Regions from separate parts of the Homo sapiens genome. Here region 1 is linked to region 2. A link is a contact called in ENCODE Hi-C data. All regions are on one chromosome and are shown on one strand. The core of a region is the stretch at or near the end of the contact, and the rest is flanking DNA. Distances in the headings are between cores, read along the strand shown.

The links. A loop is a pair of places that touch in the nucleus more often than their neighbours do. Pooled maps may share reads with other maps.
Region 1: a loop to region 2 is called in a map of OCI-LY7, with 2.8 times the contacts of the local background. The contact joins the enhancer-like site here to the promoter of TMEM183A in region 2. A Hi-C loop is called at or near these places in 1 of 168 maps with a recorded cell type or tissue (OCI-LY7), 1 of 37 single-sample maps with no recorded cell type and 6 of 50 pooled maps.

Annotation. Positions count from the first base shown.
Region 1 is chr1:202,611,762-202,618,871 of GRCh38, forward strand. The region is part of intron 1 of SYT2 (synaptotagmin 2); the gene reads right to left. Among named protein-coding and RNA genes, the nearest start is that of SYT2, 95 kb to the right of the region's middle. Within about 2 kb of position 3,998, at least 13 of the 41 ENCODE cell types and tissues checked have a DNase peak (open chromatin) inside an H3K27ac peak, as active enhancers do.
Region 2 is chr1:203,002,197-203,009,857 of GRCh38, forward strand. It overlaps TMEM183A (transmembrane protein 183A), which reads left to right and starts at 5,178. Exons shown (of 8, transcript NM_138391.6): 1 at 5,178-5,378; 2 at 5,578-5,667; 3 at 6,447-6,614. The coding sequence starts at 5,270. It also overlaps the pseudogene MGAT4FP. RefSeq lists enhancers at 2,981-3,755, 4,397-4,526, 4,530-5,304, 5,305-6,077, a cis regulatory region at 3,507-3,856 and a silencer at 5,237-5,486.

The sequences.
Region 1 (7,110 bases), core at 2,748-5,247, 390 kb before region 2:
AGAAACCATCACTAAACCTAAGGGCACTAAGATTTACTCCTTTGTTTTCTTATGGGAGTTGCATAGTTTTAGCTCTCACATTCAAGTCTACAAGCCACTTATTTTTTAAGACAGGGTCTCACTCTGTTACCCAGGCTAAAGTGCAGTGGCATGATCATGGCTCACTGCAGCCATGGCCTCCTGAGCTCAAGTGATCCTCCAGCCTCAGCCTCCCGAGTAGCTAGGACTACAGCCATGTGCCATTACATCTGGCTAATTTTTAATTTTCTTCTAGAAATTAGGTTCCACTATGTTTCTACAATCCACTTTGAGTATGGCGTAAGGAAGGGGTTCACATTCATTCGTTTGTATGTGGATATCCATTTGGTATATAACATTTGTTGAAAAGACTATTCTGTCCTCCATCCAGTTGTCTTAGTTCCCTTGTAAAATATCAACTGACCACAAATATGAGGGTTTATTTCTGGACTCTCAATTCTATCTGTATGTCTAACCTCATGGCAATACCACACTGATTTTTTTTTTTAATAGCACCTGCCTACTATTGACCATACTGTCGTGATTACTGTAGCTTTGTAGTAAGTTTTGAAATCAGGCAGAATGGGTCTTCCAACTTTGTTTTTTGAGCCAAGGTCTCACTCTGTCACCCAGGCTGGAGTACAGTGGTGTGAACATGGCTCACTGCAGCCTTGACCTCCCGGGCTCAATTGATCCTCCCACCTCAGCCTTCTGAGTAGCTAGGACTACAGCCCCATGCCACCACAACTGGCTAATTTTTGTATTTTTGTAGAGAAGGGGTTTCACCATGCTGCCCAGGCTGGTCTCGAACTCCTGGGCTCATGCAATCCACCTGCCTTGGCTTCCCAAAGTGCTGGTACTACAGGCATGAACCACTGCACCAGGCCTGTTCTTCTTTAATCAGGATTGTTTTGGCTATTCTGGGTTCCTTGCATTTCCATATGAATTTTAGGACCACCTTGTTAATTTCTACAAAATAGCTGGAATTTTGATAGGCATTGTGTTGAATCTGTAGATCAGCTCAGGGATCATATCAACAACATTGAGTTTTCCACTATTTTCCCACTTATTTAGACCTTTAATTTCCTTCAAGATTGTTTTGTAGTTTTCAACTACACATCTTGCACTTCTTTTGTTCCTAGGTATCTTATTCTTTTTGATGTCATTATAAATGGAATTGTTTTCTTAATTTCACTTTCAGATTGTTCGTTGCTAGTGTATAGCAATATAATAGATTTTTGTATCTCAGTCTTGTACCCTGCCACATTGCCGAACTCATTGGTTCTTCCTTTTTTTTTTTTTTTTTTTTTTTTTTTTTCCAGACAGAGTCTCGCTCTGTCGCCCAGGCTGGAGAGCAGTGGTGCAATCTCGGCTCACTGCAACCTCCGCCTCCTGGGCTCAAGCAATTCTCATGCCTCAACCTCTCTAGTAGCTGGGATTATAGGCATGTGCCACCATGCCCGGCTAATTTTTGTATTTTTAGTAGAGACGGGGTTCCACCATGTTGGCCAGGCTGGTCTTGAACTCCTGACCTCAGGTGATCCGCCTGCCTCCACCTCCCGAAGTGCTGGGATTACAGGCATCAGCCACCGCGTTCAGCCTGAAATCATTTGTTCTAATAATTTGTGTGTGTGTGCATGTGTGTGTGTGCTGGTGGAGTCCTTAGGATTTTCTATATATAGAATCATGCAAATGAAGATAGTTTTCCATTTTCTTTTTCTTCCCTAATTGCCGTGGCTAGAACTTCCAGTCCACTGTTGAACAGAAGTGGTGACAGTGGGAATTCTTGTCTTTTTCCTGATCTTTGGGGGAAAATCTTTCAATCTTTCTTCATTTAATATAATGTAAGCTGTGGGCTTTTTGTAGATGCCATTTATCAGTTGAGCCTAGCTCCTCCATTCTACCCTTGCCGCTGGATTGGCAGTCCTCCTCCCCTTTCTGCAGACAGCTCCCCACAGCCGGTCCACGGTCCCTGCAGCACCCCACCCTCTCACTCTCCACTGCAGGGCAGGCAGGAGGCAGCACAGGCTGGGGGAAGAGGCTGAATGTAGTCCCAAGAATGCCAACCACTTGTCATTTGACTCCAAAAATCCCTTTGTGAAACTTGATTTCTTCAATATAAAATTGTGGAAAATAATACCTACTTTTCAGAACTGCCGTGAAAATTTTAAAAATAAATTTGGTTGTGTCTGGCACATAGAGGGCATTCAATAAATGTGGGTTGGATGTGAATCTGAGAAGTGTTCATTGAACCTTATCTGAGGCACCTGGAAGTGGCCCTGGCACCGTAGAGGGACCCAAGGTTCATGGTGGATGCAGGCCTTCTCTCCAGACTGACCGTCCAGAAATGGTCCTGTAGCAAAGTAAAGCTGCTTGGTGTCAAATAAACCAGCCAGGAATGAAGACGCTTAATGCTCCTGAGGTTCAGGGAATCTGCAGGCCAGGAATGAAGGGGGAGAACTGCATCTCAGGAGTGTTGGAGTCCCAGAAAAGGAGATTAGACTTCCCTCTATACCCAGCAGGAACCACTGAAGGGTGCTGAGCAGTTATAAGTGGGGTTTGTGAAGTTAGCTCCATGGGGAGTGGAGCAGGGAGGTTGGTTCCACAGACCAGAAATGGTAAAGACCTGCACTAGGATGGGAAGGTAAGGAATGGAGTAGAGAGAACAGATGTGAGAGACACATTCATTCATTCACTCACTCACTCAAGTATTTACTGAGCTCATATCATGCTTCCCTCATGGAATTTACCATGCACTTCACATAAGTGCATATAAAATTGTAATTATGAGAAGTGCAAGAAAGGAGAGCCATCTGGTGGTGGTGAGCATTTATAATGGGGCATACGTGAATTAATCTGGGAAAGCAAAAGTGCTTTCTTGAAAAATTGATGATTGAACTGAGACCTGAAGGGTGAGTATTTATCCAGGTAAAGAGGAGATGAAAGGGCAGCCTAGGCAGAGAGCACAGCCTATGCAAAGGCCCAGAGGTGGGATGCAGTGTGGTGAGTCCAAAGCCTGAGAGAAGGCCAGGGCAGCTGGAGTGGATGGATCACGGTTCAGGGTGAGGCTGGCAGGCCGGGCAGGGCAGGATCAGGAGCACCATAGGCCGCGTCAAGGAGTTTTGTCTTTCCCAAAGAGGAATGAGAAGCTGTGGGAGGCCTTTTAGGGTGGGGGCAGGGGTAACATGTACAAATGTATATTTTAAAAGTTTCGCTTTGGCTGTCGTGAGTAAAAAGACTAGGGTGGAGCATAACTCCAGAGGAAAGCGGGGAAAGAGTTGAAAACAGCCAATAACAAATGTCATCCCCGAGCTCTTATGAAAGACAGACGGCATTCCCGGGGAATCCACCAGAGGAAAATGACTTAGAGCTGCAGAGAGGGAATGTGGGGAGTCCATGAAGCAGCAGCAGCAGATTGGAAGCTTTTCCAGACTCCAACAAAACCAGGAGGCCATAGCTGCCCAGACAGCAAGGGAATAGAAGATGCCTGAGGAGGCTCATGTCAAAGGCAGGCATGGGCAGTGGGCCCAGAGAGTGGATGGGGTGGATTCAGGGCCCGTCTCTCAGTTATGCACCCAGTACATGGCACCAGGTGCTGAGACCAGAAGCCTTGGGGTCATCCTTCCCATCCATGTGGGGTCACCCCCCCACATCCCAGGTGTCTGCAAACTCATCAACCACCCACAATGCCTTCCAAATCTGGCCACTTTCCACCCTCCAGCTGGAGTACCACAGTAGCCTCCTATCTGGAAGCTTCCACTCCCCTCCACTCAGCCTGATCTCCACACTGCAGCCAGACTGATCTATTTAAAACCCTCCTGTGGCTTCTTGTCACATTTAGAATAAGATCCCTGCCTGGCCTGGCCCCTGGCTGGCTCCCACAGGCATTTCCTGTCCTTGCTCTCAGTCACGCAGTTCCTGCCATGCTGGCCTCTTGCCACCAGCCACAAACCCACCAAACAGACCCCCATCCCACAGTCTTGGCACTTACTCTCCCTCAGCCTAGAATGCTCTTCCTGGAGAAGTCTCCCTGACCTCCCTGGGCCACCATCAGCCCCTCTAGTCTTCTTTTCCCACCATGGTCCGTGGTGCCTACAACTTGTTCGCAATTCCCCACACTCCCTTGGCATTTCTGTGGTATTCACCTGGCAAAGCGCCAGCCCTGGAGAAATCCCACTGACAGCTTTCTCCTTCTCCATGGCTACCCCCGACTGCTGAGCCCCCTGGTGAAAATCCCCCCACAGTACAAGGGCAGCCTGTATCCCATCAATCCCCAGGATCACCCAGGCCCTCTGCACTGCACAGAAACTGCAGGAAACGCCTCCCCACCAGCTTCGCCTCCTCCTCCAGTTTCCGCAGGCCTGTGGCTCCCTCACACCCCTCCTCTCTCTTTGCTGTTATTTTAAAGAAAAGCAGAAGCGAGAAATCTCTCAAAATGTCCCAACCTTGGGTCAAACCACAGACCTTTCCTCCTGACCCCTTGTGAGTTGAGGGCTTTTCCTCTGGTTAAGCCAGTTCCCGTTCCTGCGCAGGATCCCTCCTGACTTCTCAGGAAGTCTTTGCCATCCCTGCCCTTTCTTGTGCCTAACATTTCCCCCTTCCCTCAGCTGAGGCTGGACCAGTCCAGTTTATCACATCACCCACCAAAAATGAGCCCCACCTGCTGCCTTGTTCTCCCCTTCGTGACCACGCACACACACTTGCACACACATACACATATGCACACACATATACACACGTGCACACACACGCACACATGGTCCCCATTTCGTCACGTCCACCTCACTCGTCAGCCCCTCCATTGTGGCTTCTGCCCCATCCCTCTGCTGAAGTAGCTCTTTGTAAAGTCATGGATGATGAACACAAGGTCACTAAACCCAGGGCGCATTTTCATTTTCCTTGAGCTGGACCCCTGAGCTGTGGTCAGCTGGCCGCTGCCTGCTTTTGTCATAACTGTGACTACTCCTCCTTCGGTTGCCTCAGGCTTGCACTTGAGGTCCTTCCCTTCTCAGCCATGGTGTCTCCCTGCGTGGTTCCTTCTGCACCCAGGCATCAGTGCCATCCTCTTCTGTCAGAGTCAAGCCACTTCCGAGCTCCAGGCCCACAGGTCAACTGGCCCCCGACATAGCTGCCTGATCTTCTGGGTCTCCTCTTGCTCGCCTCCAGTCAGTTCCGTATTTGCCACCAAGGCAATCTTCATAAAATGCAAAGCCAGTCATGTCGCCAAAAATGAAAAGCCATCCCAGGGAGACAGGCCGAAAGCCCTAGCGTGGCCTACAGCCCCTCATGCTCTCCATCCAGCAGCACCTCAGCTTTCCCTCCCTGGGTTGCTAACACCAGCCTACACTCCTTCTTTTGTTTCCCCTAATACACTGTATTACCCTCTTCGGGGCCTTTGTATATGCTGTGCCCCCTTCAAGGAGCCAAAGCCTATGATACAGTTTGGATCTGTGTCCCTGCCCAAATCTCATGTCAAATTGTAATCCCTGATGTTGGAGGTGGGGCCTGGTGAGAGGTGATTGGATCACAGGGTCAGATCTAGTGATAGTGAGTTCTCATGAGACTGGTCATTTAAAAGTGTGTAGCACCCCCCAACCCCCACTCCCTCGCCTCTTCCTCCTGCTCTGGCCATGTGAAGTGCTGGCTCCCTCTTCACCTCCCCCCATGATTGTAAGTTTCCTGAGGCCTCTCCAGAAGCCGAGCAGATGCCAGCATCATGCTTTCTGTACAGCCTGTGGAACTTCGAGCCAATTAAACCTCTTTTCTTTATAAATTGCCCAGTCTTAGGTTTTTCTTTATAGCAGTGCAAGATCAGACTAATACAGTCTACACATCTTTCTCAGCTCAAACAGTACTTCCAAGAACGCCTTCCTCCCCACACCCATGGCTCCCTCCTCCCCTACCCCCGCATCAAGGCCTCAACCACCTGCTTTCCCAGCTCTCCATTCTCATCCCCATGGTACTCATGCAGCTTGTGACTGTATAAGCAGCCACCTCATTGGTCTTACTCACTGCTGTTGCTCTAGTGCAGGCATTGGCCAACGGCAGTCCAGGGGCTAAATCCAGTCCCCCACCTAATTTTTGTAAATAAAATTTTGTTGGGACGCTCACTTGTTTACGCATTTTTTGTTGTTGTTGTTGTTGAGATGGAGTCTCGCTGTCTGCCAGGCTGGAGTGCAGTGGCACGATCTTGGCTCACTGCAACCTCTGCCTCCCAGGTTCAAGCAATTCTCCTGCCTCAGTCTCCCAAGTAGCTGGGATTACAGGTGCCCACCACACGCCTGGCTAATTTGTTGTAGTTTTGTAGAGACGGGGTTTCACCATGTTGGCCAGGCTGGTCTCGAACTCCTGACCTCAAGTAATCTGCCCACATTCAATAAATATGTGGGTCTGTAAATGATCAAGCAGGACAGACTTTGAGATTGGGTCACATTATGTCATTTCACAGAAGACACTGAATTCTGTGGGGAAGTGGCCTTCCCAGGGTCCCCCCGTGCAGTACAGGCTGGCTCTGGGCCCAGGGCTCTTTCCACAAACCATGTTAAGACTCAGTTGTCATCAGGCTATATCCAGGGACACCCACCCAAGCATAGATTGGGAAGGAACCAAGGTCTGGTGTGAGTGTGTGTGTGTGTGTGTGTGTGTGTGTGTACAGCGAGACCCCAAAGCTGGCATGGGAAGTGGGGGCATTGCACACAGCTTTGGGAACTGCCCACCCTTCCTCTCCTCTTGCAGCAGGCCTGGGACCATAGAGAGTCAGACGCACCCCCTTATGAGTCATTTCACCTCGGGTGGTTTCTTTCACCTCTCTGAGTGTCAGACTTCTTAACTATTTGAATGCAGCTTTTATTCCTAAACCCTCGAGTTGAGGCTGGGATTAAATGAGATGTTGCATGGGTAGAGACCGCATGTCCTTCCCACAGCCCACATCTGCTCAGCATGTAGAGAACCACTGCTTATTTTTCCAAGGCTGCCCTTCGGTTGCATTTCCATTTTCCCTGGGAGACACGCCAGTAGCTGAGAGACCAAGATTCCCTCAGCTGACTCTCCTTCTGATGTGACCCCCTGTCACCTGGCTCTGCTGTCCCTTCT
Region 2 (7,661 bases), core at 3,928-6,427:
GAGGACGCATTGTCACAAGGGCAGGGAGGAATGTTACAAAGTACGTTCACAAGGCGGAGGGGGAGACTGTATTGTCACAAGGGCGGGCAGGAGCGTTACAAAGCACATTCACAAGGATAGGGAATATCACAAAGTACATTATCACAAGGGTGGGAGAATGTCACAATGCCTTGACCATGGTGTGGCCAGCTCAGAGGAACTTACACTTAGACTACTAATATTAATCAAAGGCAAAAGTTCAGTATGACTCTTTTAATCTTAGAGGCAGTATAAGACAGTGGTTTTTATTTTTATTTCTTATTCTTATTTATTTATTTAACAGAGATGGTGTCTCACTATGGTGACCAGGCTGGTATCGAACTTCTGGCATCAAGTGATCCTCCCATCTCTACCACCCAAAGTGCTGGGAGCCACTGCACCTGGCCAAGACAGTGTTTTTTCCTGCCTCAGCCTCCCGAGTGGCTGGGACTACAGACATGTCCCAGCATGCCTGACTAATTTTTTTTTTTTCGTATTTTTAGTAGAGATGGGGTTTTACCATGTTGGCCAGGGTGGTCTCGAACTACTGACCTCAATCATCCACCTGCCTTGGCCTCCCAAAGTGAACAGTGTTTTTTTAATATATGAACTTTGGAGATAGTCTGAATTCTAACCCTGCCACTTGTATGTTAGGTACTAACTAGTCTTAGCATTTTAATAAACTGGAATGGGTTGCCTTCCTTCTGACTCTATGTATTCTGTCCTAATGCAGTAGAAGCAAAAAGGAATCAGTCACCTAAGGTGTTTTCAAATAACAACTACCACAACTTTTTCACCACTATAATAATAGCTGAGAGGCTTACTATGTGCTATTTTTAATGCTTTTTATGGGTTAATTCAATTAATTATTTCAACAACCCAGTGAAGCAGGTGTTTTTATTATCTGAAATTTACAGGCAAGGAAACTGAGGTTCAGAGAGGTTAAGTAACTTTTCCAAGGTCACACAGATAATAAATGGCAGAGGGAAGTTTTGAATGCAAGCAAGTCTGACTTCACAAGCTGCACTCTTGACTACTTTCAAAATATTGCTTTTTTATACTAAACTGCCTTCAGTAGGAAATCCCACTGTCATGTATTTATTTATTCAAACCGAAGGGATACTTTTCCAATACCTCCAAAGCAATGATTCCCAGGCTTTAGGGTTTCACAGGCTATTAAAATTTGAAAGAAAATTATGACAACCAACATAGATTTGCCATCTTTAAGTTTTCAAGATAAAGGAACCTTAAAAAGCAAACACCTCCTGTGAGCATTTACTATTAGTGCAAAATAAATAACAACCTTTTTTTTTTTTTTGAGATGGAGTCTCGCTCTGTCGCCCAGGCTGGAGTGCAGTGGTGCGATCTCGGCTCACTGCAACCTTCGCCTCCTGGGTTCAAGCTATCCTCCCAAGTAGTTGGGACTACAGTCACCCGCCACCATGCCCGGCTAATTTTTGTTTTTGTTTGTTTGTTTTTTAGTAGAAACAGGGTTTTACCATGTTGGCCAGGCTGATCTTGAACTCCTGGCCTTGTAATGCACCCTCCTCGGCCTCCCAAAGTGCTGGGAGTACAGGTGTGTGCCACCGTGCCGGGTCTAAAGGACAGTTTAATACCAAAAAAGTAGGGTGGACATAATCTAGAAATATAGCATTCGAATGCTGTATATATTTATCTGCTGTCCTTGAATTTCCCACTTTTCTGAGGAAAATATTTGAAAACAACATTTTCCTTTCACTTTCTTCCTAATAGCTAGGTTAAGCCACTTGCATTTAAACATAATAACAATTTTAGTAACTTTTACTTGTCTTCCTAGCAAGAACTTGTATCTTCTGGTCTGGAGATTAACAGTGCTATTAATTAAAAATTGTTGCTTTTTAATAAAAGGTGGAATGAAAGAGTAGGATCATTTGTTCCACTATATTGGCCCAAGGACTTAAGAGTCTCAGAGGATTTGCTTAAAATCTTCTCAGTCTAGAAATTTTGAAAGATGAAATAAACAGTTTTGAGGCCGGGCGCGGTGGCTCACGCCTGTAATCCCAGCACTTTGGGAGGTCGAGGTGGGTGGATCACAAGGTTAGGAGTTCAAGACCAGCCTGGCCAATTTGGTGAAACCCCGTCTGTACTAAAAATACAAAAAAATTAGCCAGGTGTGGTGGCACATGCCTGTAATCCCAGCTACTCGGGAGGCTGAGGCAGGAGAATTGCTTGAATCCGGGAGGCGGAGGTTGCAGTGAGCTGAGATCGTGCCACTGCACTCCAGCCTGGGTGACAGAGTGAGACTCCGTCTCAAAAAAAAAAAAAAAGAAATAAACAGTTTTGGGAACTAGCATTTCTTTCATCCAATGCATTAAAATAGTAATTATACTGCTGAAAAATGAGACAACATTCTTGTTAAAACCCAAGTTTTTTATAGTGACATTGTAATAGGGTTTATGTTTCTTGTAACTTTGATTTCCTCCAGAATCTGAATGCCTGAGTGTTTTCAACAGGGTGCCACATGAGTAGAAATCTACATCTATGTGAACCTTGTGAAATTTTTATTACACTTTTTTTGGTCTTTTTTTTTTTTTACCTTTTTGTGGAGAATGGGGTCTTGTTGCCCAGGCAGGTCTCAAACTCCTGAGCTCAAGTATTCTCCCGCCTCCACCTCCCTAGGTGCTGGGATTACAAGCGTGAGCCACCATACCCGGCCATGAATTTTTTATTGATAACGTTGTGAAATGAGAAGCCTCAGCACTTACCATCTGCATTTTGAACTGGACTACAAACATGAATTACATATAAATAGAAACCTTATTTGAAAGAATTTTCTTTTGTTAACAGCTTATTAGACATTTGTTTCATGTTGTAACTTTAGATAAATTAAATTTGAATATTTCATAATTGTAATCAATTCTCTTCAGCTTCAATTTTAATTCCTAATTGATTCAAGCCTATTAGCAAGATCCCTGGTGGTAGTCTGTTACATAATGTTAGTAAAAGGCCTGAGGTTTTTCTCCTAACAAACTTGGTGCCAGCTCGTTAGACTGAAAATAAGATACTCTCTGGTAGATCCAGCGGATTGGATGCCTGGGTCCTAAGTTTCCCAAGCCAGGGATTATCACCTTTTAGGAGCTGCAAGGAAGTTAGAAGGATAAAGGAGAATAACTTAGGAAACCAAATAACTTCTTATGTGTCGCGGTGATACTTTTCTTTTTTTTTTAATTTATTTATTTATTTACTTTTCATGCGCGTCTGTGTGAAGAGACCACCAAACAGGCTTTGTGTGAGCAATAAAGCTCTTAATCACCTGGGTGCAGGCGGGCTGAGTCGGAAAAGAGAGTCAGTGAAGGGAGATAAGGGTGGGGCCGTTTTATAGGATTTGGGTAGATAAAGGAAAATTGCAGTCAAAGGGGATTTGTTCTCTGGTGGGCAGGAGTGGGGGTCGCAAGGTGCTCAGTGGGGGAGCTTTTTGAGCCAGGAAAAGGACTTTCACAAGGTAATGTCATCACTTAAGGAAGGACTGGCCATTTTCACTTCTTTTGTGGTGGAATGTCATCAGTTAAGGCGGGGCAGGGCATTTTCACTTTTGTGATTCTTCAGTTACTTCAGGCCATCTGGGCGTACACGTGCAAGTCACCAGGGATGCGGTGGCGTGGCTTGGGCTCAGAGGCCTGATAATACTAGCCCAGGGTCCTGCTCCCTTACAGTTCTGTAATCTTCACTCAGTGACTCGCTTCTGTCTCAATACAAAGGAAAGACGTTATTTTTTCTTTTTCTCCTTTTTTTTTTTTTGAGGCAGGGTATCGCTCTGTAGCCCAGGCTGGAGTGCAGTGGCGCAATCATGGCCCACTGCAGCCTTGACCTCCTGGACTCAAGTGACCTTCCTGCCTCTGCGATAGTTTTTCATGGATGCTTCTAGTAGTTTTTTGGAGGTATGGTGTGTTAGGAACAAACTGCCCCAAAAAGCTTCTTGGTACTGCCGACACTTCCCCCAAACCTCTCCGTGCTGCTCACTCCTCCCCCTAATGCTCTGCAACTCTTCTCCTTCCCCCAAGCCTCTTTACACTTCTAAGTCCTTATGAAGCCAGCAGACTTCACTTATCAGACCTTGCTGCAATAAACAAACCCCAATTACAAATCATCCGGACCGCACAGGGGAAGGTGATGGGAAGCATAAACAAACTTTACCTACACCCTCCTGTAATAAACGTCACAAGCTAATATGTGGCAAAATTAACCAGCAAACAACCCCAGGGTCTCTCTCCCCCATATAAACCCCTCATTTTGTAAGCTCAGGGGTGCCTCCTCTGTCTGTGGTGGAGCAGCCGTCAGGTTAATAAACTTCCTCGGCTGACCTTGGGTCTCTCTTTCGTCCTTTCTCTCGGCTAACCTTATATGGTGATAGATTGGAAACTTTTTTTTTTTTGAGACGGAGTCTTGCTCTGTCGCCCAGGCTGGAGTGCAGTGACCCGATCTCAGCTCACTGCAAGCTCCGCCTCCCGGGTTCATGCCATTCTTCCGCCTCAGCCTCCCGAGTAGCTGGGACTACAGGCGCCCGCCACCACGCCCGGCTAATATTTTGTATTTTTAGTAGAGACGGGGTTTCACCGTGTTAGCCAGGATGGTCTCGATCTCCTGACCTCGTGATCCGCCCGCCTCGGCCTTCCAAAGTACTGGGATTAGGGGCGTGAGCCACCGCGCCCGGCCGATTGGAAGCTTTTAAGAACTCCTTCTCCTATTTTGAGAATTCAGAAATTTATTTATAGCTTTCGTAAAATAGAGTGAAGACTCTTACAGACCTATGTTAGACTAGCAGGCGCTCAGTCTCTGTGGTCCGAGATAGAGCACGAAGATGACAGTGTATATGCATTTTGGTGCTGAAGTGGACCTGGAGTGTGGACAGAGGAGTTACTAAGAAGAATCCCGGAGACCAGGATGTAAACTCTCAATTCTAATCAACACAGGTGTGGGCTATGGTTCTGAGACACCATTCATCTCACACGAGGTACGGCGATACGCGACACCACCCAGTACAACAGCTCTCTCTCCACCTGGAACCCGGACCCAGCTTGATTCGCGGGTGCCGGATGATGACGTATCCTTGCACCTGGCGATGATTGGTTCGCGTGGAGAGGCGTCGTCCGACAACGCGACTCGGAACCCGGACCTATGTTCTCGCGAGAGTTAGCGGCCTCCGGTGTGGGATGGCCGCGGAGCCGGGCGGAGCTGGCTTGCGGCTCCCGGGGCCGGCTCTCCGGCCGGAGACATGGCCCGGGGGCCCGGCCCGCTAGGCAGGCCTCGCCCCGATACGGTCGCCATGCCCAAGAGAGGAAAGCGACTCAAGTTCCGGGCCCACGACGCCTGCTCCGGCCGAGGTGGGCGAGGGGGGCAGGGGCGCTGAAACATTTTGGGGGCTGGCGGCTGGGAGGGGGCTGGACCGTGCCGAGGTGAGCGCTCGCGTGCCCGCGGCTGGAGGGCGGCTCGGTCCGGGGGCCTGCAGCGAGGAGGAGGTGTTGGCGGGGAAGACGCTGACGAGAGAAGGCCTCTTCCTTGAGGGTTGGTGCTGTGTTGCAGTGACCGTGGCGGATTACGCCAACTCGGATCCGGCGGTCGTGAGGTCTGGACGAGTCAAGAAAGCCGTAGCCAACGCTGTTCAGCAGGAAGGTAAGCTTTGCGCGAGCCTTTAAAGACTCATGCCGCGAAGACAGAACTAGGTATTTTATTTCTGTTTTTCTTGCAGTCCTTTAGTCGTCTTCCTGTAACCGTGTTTGCTTTCGTTAGTGTTAACTTACATATTGGGGTGGAGGAGGATTAGTCAAGAGTAGCAGTTTCTGTAGCAGAAATATTTTCTTTCTTTCTTTGCATTTAAAAACATGTTTGCATACTTTTTAGTTTCCACTGCATTCTTCTTGGTTATTAATCTCTTTGCTGTAGTTCACATGTTTTACTCTGCAGTTTGCTTCCTTGTTTAATAACCTTGGAGTGTTCTTTTCCTTTTCTGGTGTTTCTCTTGCTTTCAGTCTGTTTACTCATGGGTCTGAGACTTGTGTTTTATGACACCTACTGCCTCCAGCTCAGGACCAGGATTAAATTGGATTCAATTTGTCTCAAACATTTCTCTGTAGACCTTATGAGAATACAAATCAGCTTTTATCCTGCAGGGTTTATAGTGGAAAAATTGTACACACCTTTTTTCTTCAGGGCTGAAAAAAGGAGTTTCTGCAACTTTGGAGTCAGTTTGCCCATTGCTTTCCTTTTTTTTTTTTTTTTTTGTATTTAAAATACTAAAATCTTTATTTTTTTTGGTGACAGATTCTCACCTTTCTCTCTCAACGATGTTTTTTTTCCCCCCTTTCCTGAATGGATGCTGATACCTTGGCTAAGTTGTTTGTATTTCTGGGTGGAGCTGTGTGCCATCTCATTCTCCTTTTATTTTCTTCTAGTAAAATCTCTTTGTGGCTTGGAAGCCTCTCAGGTTCCTGCAGAGGAAGCTCTTTCTGGGGCTGGTGAGCCCTGTGACATCATCGACAGCAGTGATGAGATGGATGCCCAGGAGGAAAGCATCCATGAGAGAACTGTCTCCAGAAAAAAGAAAAGCAAGAGACACAAAGGTATGGAGCTTGTTCTCTTTTGGTTTATTAGACCTGCCTGTGGTGACAAATTGAAGATGTTACTTTCCCAGTAGCACAGGAGGAGATATAAGACGTGATACCAGGAGAGTTTAAAGAAAACTTGGCTCTCCCTAAGAACCTTGGTAGTGGGCCGGGATTTAATACACCTGGGCTTTCTTTTTTCTTTTGTCTGAATTCGAGAGGGAAAGAGATTAGTACGTGTTAGTAGAGTTCTGGAGCTGTGAACTGGACTCTAGTAGCCCTTCATTGAGAACATGTTATTATCAGGTAAAAACCCATAAGGCAATGTGAAAATAAAAGGCCTTTGCATTTCTGGATTTCTGAATGTGTAAGGAAGCAGAGATGTAACCAAAAAATGTTTTCCAAAGTATGTGGATTTTACGTTAACTAGTTTTGTTACACACAAACATAGACATTATCGTGGGCTTTTAAGTGCTCTGCAATTAGTAATGTCTGCTTTATGTCTAATAAGTATTGTGGGAAATAGAAAAGTAGGTGATTTTTTTATATCCTAATGGCAATGAAATGTACACAAATGAAACAAAGAATAATAAACTGATGATAATATAACGTGCCAAACCATCATTCAGATTCTGGGTTTTCCTTCAGACTTAATGAGTCAGAATCTCTTGGGGTGGAACTCAGAATTTTTATTTATTTATTTTTTTGAGACAGGGTTTTGGTCTCTTGCCTGGGCTGGAGTGTAGTGGAAAGATCATGGCACACTGCAGCCTTGACTTCCCAGGCTTAAGCGATCCCCCCATCTTAGCCTTTTGAGTAGCTGGGACTACAGGTGCTATGCCATCATGCCTGCTAATTTTTTCTATTTTTTGTAGAGACAGGGGTCTCACTATGTTGCCTAGGCTAGATTTGAGCTCCTGGGCTCAAGCAGTCCACCCACCTTGGCCTCCCAAAGTGCTGAGATTACAGGCATAAGCTACCATGCTTAGCCCAGAATTTTTAAAGCTAAAGTGGTTCTGATGATCAGCTACGTTTAGGTGAAAGCCGATAAATAATGGTGAGGCC